Regions from separate parts of the Homo sapiens genome. Here region 1 is linked to region 2. Evidence: chromatin loops called from intact Hi-C (ENCODE). Cell type or tissue: endothelial cell of umbilical vein. All regions are shown on one strand.

Region 1 (2,500 bases), 54 kb before region 2:
TGAGAGCACCACCTCCTGGGATCCAAGCATGGGGTTCAGTAGGAATCTGCATTCCTAACACAAGCTGATGCTGCCAGGAGGAGGACCAGCTTTGAGAACCACTGGCTTAGAGAAAACATTCCCAGCTCTTCCTAGGCTCACGCTGGGGAATTCGACTGGGAATTAAGCTGTGTGAGGGACCTTTGCTTTGTATTTATCCACTTAGGCATTGTTATGAACATTTAAATACCTGTAGAGATTATTTTTGTAATAATTTTCAAAGTTTAAAAAAAAAAACGAACAATTCATGCATGGTATGAATGGCAATTATCTATTCAACCTAACAAGCATTTATTATGTGCCTACTGTGTGCAGGCCAAAATTTTAAATGAGTAAGAGGCAGTCCCCATTGTCTAGACACAAAGCCGTGATGGGGAGTGAGACAAATAAAATAGCATTAATAGAAAGGAGGAGGAACGATGCTAGAGGTGTTTACAGATACAATGGGGACACAGGTGGCAATTAATTCCACCTGAAGAATCAGGAAAAGCAGCCAGAGGAAAGGTAGCATTTTCACTCAGCCTTGAAGGACCCCAGCCAAGGAGAACAGCATGAACACAGCCTGGAGAAAGGCAGGATCTGCATTTTTAAGGAACTGGACCAAAAGCCTGGGGTTGGTCAGATATGGGGGTTGGAAGACGCTGGAGGTGGGCCAGAAAAAGCTGGTGGCGGGCAGGTGCTGAAAGTCCCTAAGTGGCTGTGACTTCACAGAAAGAGGAGCCATCAGGCATTCAGAAGCAAGGCTGAGGGTGGATGGGCTGGCAGGAGGAGGAGAAGAGAGTCTGGAGACCAGGGAGAAAGCAGGTGCAGACATCCCGGAGAGGGGTGATGGGGTCCTGGGTTGGGGACAGTGGAGCAGCAGCACTGGGAACAGACATTGTTGACTCCTGGCCTGAGGGAGGAGGAGGGAGAGAGAGGGGTCCATATGCCCTGAAGTTCCCAGCTTGGCCACAGGGATGTGCCAGCGCCGGGACCTGTATCACATGGTCCCGCCCTATTTCCTCAGCCACAGTTGGTTGGTCCATGTCCAGGCACCTGATCCAATTAGGTGACGAATCCGGGGGTGAGAGGGGCAGCACTGAGATTCTGCCAGAGGCCTGCTCTAGAAGATTCTTTGCAAAATATGTATAACTAAGGCCTCAGCCTTGATACCTGCACCCTCTTGGTCCCAGCACGGGACTGGGGACTCAGCCCTGTAGTCACAGGAAAGGAGGGCAGAAAGGGCTAGTGCAATCCAGGAGGACCTCCTAGAGGAGCCAGCTGGATTTGGATGGGCAGAAGGAAAAGCAGAAGCCATGCAGGAGCACAGGACCGGACAGGACCTCAAAGTCCATCTCTTCCTTTCCAGCCCTCTTCGGGGAGGAGCCCCAGTGCAGCCCAGCACCTCCGGGAAGGGGCTCCAATTCCCTCCTCCTCACCCCTCTAGCCTGGGGTCCCAAGAGTGGCTCTGGTAGGGAGTGTATGGCCTCTCAGCAGATGGGGAAATGAGCCCAGAGAGAGCAGTATCTTAGTTCATTGTGTGTTGCTATAACAGAATACCACAGACAGGGTAATTGATAAACAATAGAAGTTTATATGGTTCACTGTTCTAGAGGCCAATAAGTCCAATATCAAGGTGCCAGCATCTGGTGAGGGCCTCCATGCTGTGTCATCCCATGGCCAAAGGTGGAAGGGCAAGAGGGCACAAGACAGCAAGGGTAAGAGGGGGCTGATCTTGCCTTTATAACAAGCCCACTCGCGAAATAACTAACCCACTCCTTCAATAATGATATTAATCCATTCACGAGGGCAGAGCCTTCATGGCCTAAGCACTTCTTAAAGGTCCCACCTTTCAACACTGTTGCATTGGGGATGAAGTTTCCAACACATGAACTGTGGGGGACACATTCAAACCTTAGCAGGCAGCAACTCACCTCAGGTCACATAGCCAGTTAGTGGTCCTACAGGACCCCAAATTCAGGCCTCTTTCTCCTGGGGAGGTGGGCAGGCTGGGCAGACCTCCATGTGGCAAAATCTCCCAACCTATATAGGACATAGAGGATTGGCCCAGAAATGCTGACTGGGAGCCCCGTGTAGACTTCCTTGGGCACCGAGTCTGAGAAGCCCTGCAAGCCCAGTGCACCCCCTCCTAGAAACTCCTTCAGCTCCAGCCTGGGGTGGGGGTCAGGAGGTTAGCAGCACTGTAGTCTCACAGCATCAGACAAATGCCTTCCTGCTCCCACTTCCAGCTACCTCCCATCTGGCCTGGGGGTGGGTGGCAGGGTTCTCTAAACCCTCCTTCCAGAGTGCCAGCCACAAGCTGCCCGCCACATGGGGAAGAGAGGGAAAGCGGAGAGAAAAGAGGCTCTGCTTGTGCCAGCCCAGGTGCCTGTAGACCGCTTCTTGGTGGCAGGGAGCCACTGCTGTGTCACAGTGGAAGTGACAGCAGTGACAGGGACCTAGTCTGATCCACTGGGATGCA
Region 2 (2,500 bases):
CGCAGAGGCCCCGAGGTGTGTCCTCGGCCTCACTCAGGCTGCAGACATTTCAGAGCAGGCTTTCCACCTTCCTCAGCTTCTCAGGGCCAAGTCCCCTTTCAAGCAGCTCTTATTTCACAAGGGACAGTATGGGGCGGTGGGTTTGTCCAAGGGCATCTGTGGGCTGGAGTGATTGCTGAGATCCCAGTTTCTCTGCCCAAATCCCTTCAGAGAGCTCCCTGGGCTGCAGACCTGTCTTTTCTCGGTGACAGACGGCCCTCTCGGGCCACAGTGGACACCGATAAAGAAGCTTCAGGGGCAGGGAAGGGGAGGCTGTACCCCACAAATCTCAGCCATGGACATCCACCAAGGAGCTCCAGGCCACCTTCCGGAGTCTCGACTCAAGAAGATGGTAAACATGGCCATTTGTCACTGACTTATCATAAGAGCTGCGGTAGCAGCTGTTCCCCCTTAATTAATACACCATTGACTTTGAGCCTCAAAAAAAAAAAAAATCCCTTTGCTGAGGCAGGTGTGTGGACTCAAATCCATTATCCTGTCGGTCTCCCCCAAAAGGAAGGCGCGGGAGAGCGGTTATACAGTTAAGTCACCCAACTGTTCCAAAACAGTCCTCCCCGGGCAGCCAGGCCAGCCTCTCCACCCATCCCCAGAGAAAGTTCTAGACACAAGCAGAGAGTCTGAACAGAGGGTCCCATGATGTGCAGGGACACAGAGGCAAGGGATGAGGGCAGGTGGGAGGACCCCGTGGGCACCATGCCACCTGGCGCCCCCATGTTTTCCCAGGAGTGACGCTGCACACGGGTGGGGGTGGAGGCCTAGGGCTCAGCATCCTCAGGACCAGCTCTGGCCTTCAGTGGCTGGGATCTTGGGCAAATCACTTTATCCCTGTATCTAGGTGAGTTACTACACAAGCCTCTGTCTGGCTCATTCACTGCTGTGTCCCCAGCAATCAGAACACTGCCAGGCCCACAGGAGGCACTCAATAAATATTCAAGAAATAGATTAATGGAAACCTCGATCCCAGAAGGAGAAGAACCTGGCAATGAGGTTTTTTTGTTTTGTTTTTGAGACAGACTCGCTCTGTTGCCCAGGCTGGAGTGCAATGGTGCAATCACAGCTCACTGCAGCCTCCGTCACTCAAGCAATCCTCCTACCTCAGCCTCCCGGGTAGCTGGGACCACAGGCACATGCCACCATGCTTGATTAATTTTGTCTTTTTGTAGAGACAGGGTTTTACTACGTTGCCCAGGCTGGTCTCAAACTCCAGGGCTCAAGCAATCCTCCTGCCTTGGCCTCTCCAAGTGCTGGAATTGCAGGCATGAGCCACCGTGCCCAACCTGGCACTGAGTTTCTAACGTCTGGATTCCTCCAGTTTCCTTTCAGGCTGGTTTTGTTTACTCGTGTTTCTTTTTCCAATCTGAGTGACTCTGATCTGCCACAGCCCCAGCCCTCCCACTGCCTTGCAGCACACACCCCGCCCCCTGCAGGCTATCTCTGGGAAGGCAGCCTTGTTCTGACCACAGAGGGGACCAGGCTGGACTGTATGAGATGGGACAAGTCTCCCAGACTAGCCAGACAAATTGGCCAGGAGCAGCTGTGTTTACTTGCATTTCCTTGAGTGGAACAGCCAGGGGAGCCCCGAGGACCTGCCTAGCCCCCAGCACCACATGACAGAAGAAGCCGTGGTGAAGATGGTCTAGAGGCCGGGCACAGAACCACACAAACTCCAGGATTTGTATAAGACGCTGGCCAGGAAGGCCCTCTAAAACATGACTTCTCACCAGCCCTGTGAGTGAGAGCTTGAAGCAGGTTTAACTTGGTTTCTAAAGAAAGTGATGGGATGTTTCTTCCTGCCAAGAGTGTGGCCCAGTTCATCACTGAGGCTCCTCCATGAAGTCAGGGTGATTGTCTCAGCATCGTGAAGGTGTGGTGAGATTCCAGGGACGGATGGCTATATTGCAAACCGTGAAAGCGTTACCCACTAAGGGACCAGGACTGGGCTGCCCTGGCCGGGCAGATAAGTAGGAACAGTCCCGAGTACAGTCTTGGAACAGGGAAAGAGCTGAACAACAACCTCTGAGAAGAAAGGGTAAAGGAGGTATCACTGATGATTACAGCCCAATTTCTAAGCTGCTTCTGTTTAGTAAGGAGACAGAGGAAAGTACAGTAATTTTCTTCAATGAAAACAGGCAACAGAATTCCCTTTGCCTCGTTCCCCTTGCAATTAAGCCCTTCTCTGCAAATGAAATGATTTGGTTTTCATGGGGACTAATTTAAGCACACTGGAAGGACCGCTGAACTTTCTGATTGCAAACACCAACATGTGCAAAACAGAATCCAGCAGCTATGCCAGGCTGGTGAGGCTGTCCCACCCGTGGAGCTGAGGGCTTGGATGGGGTGAGGGTGGATGAGCCCTGGCTGGAAGTCCAGCTCTGTCCCTAAGTCCATGACACTTCCCATGTGGCTGACCCTCTTCCTGTCTCCAGCTGCCATCTCCTCA

The links. Hi-C counts contacts between places; a loop is a spot of excess contacts. Peaks named below come from ENCODE experiments on the same cell type or tissue, not always from the same donor. Only the 100,000 strongest peaks of a DNase experiment are listed, where the experiment ranks them.
Region 1: a loop joins it to region 2, with 8 times the contacts of the local background. A loop is called at or near these places in 5 of 110 quality-filtered maps.

Annotation. Positions count from the first base shown.
Region 1 is chr6:33,821,280-33,823,779 of GRCh38, reverse strand. It overlaps LOC105375025 (a long non-coding RNA gene), which reads left to right and starts at 1,648. Exons shown (of 3, transcript XR_926711.1): 1 at 1,648-1,736; 2 at 2,432-2,500. In endothelial cell of umbilical vein, no CTCF peak of the experiment used is centred here; no DNase peak of the experiment used is centred here.
Region 2 is chr6:33,767,723-33,770,222 of GRCh38, reverse strand. No RefSeq gene overlaps it. Among named protein-coding and RNA genes, the nearest start is that of LEMD2, 20 kb to the left of the region's middle. RefSeq lists a silencer at 1-71 and an enhancer at 1-447. In endothelial cell of umbilical vein, a CTCF peak has its summit at 1,485 (motif pointing left); a DNase peak (open chromatin) is centred at 1,442; H3K27ac peaks cover 363 bases.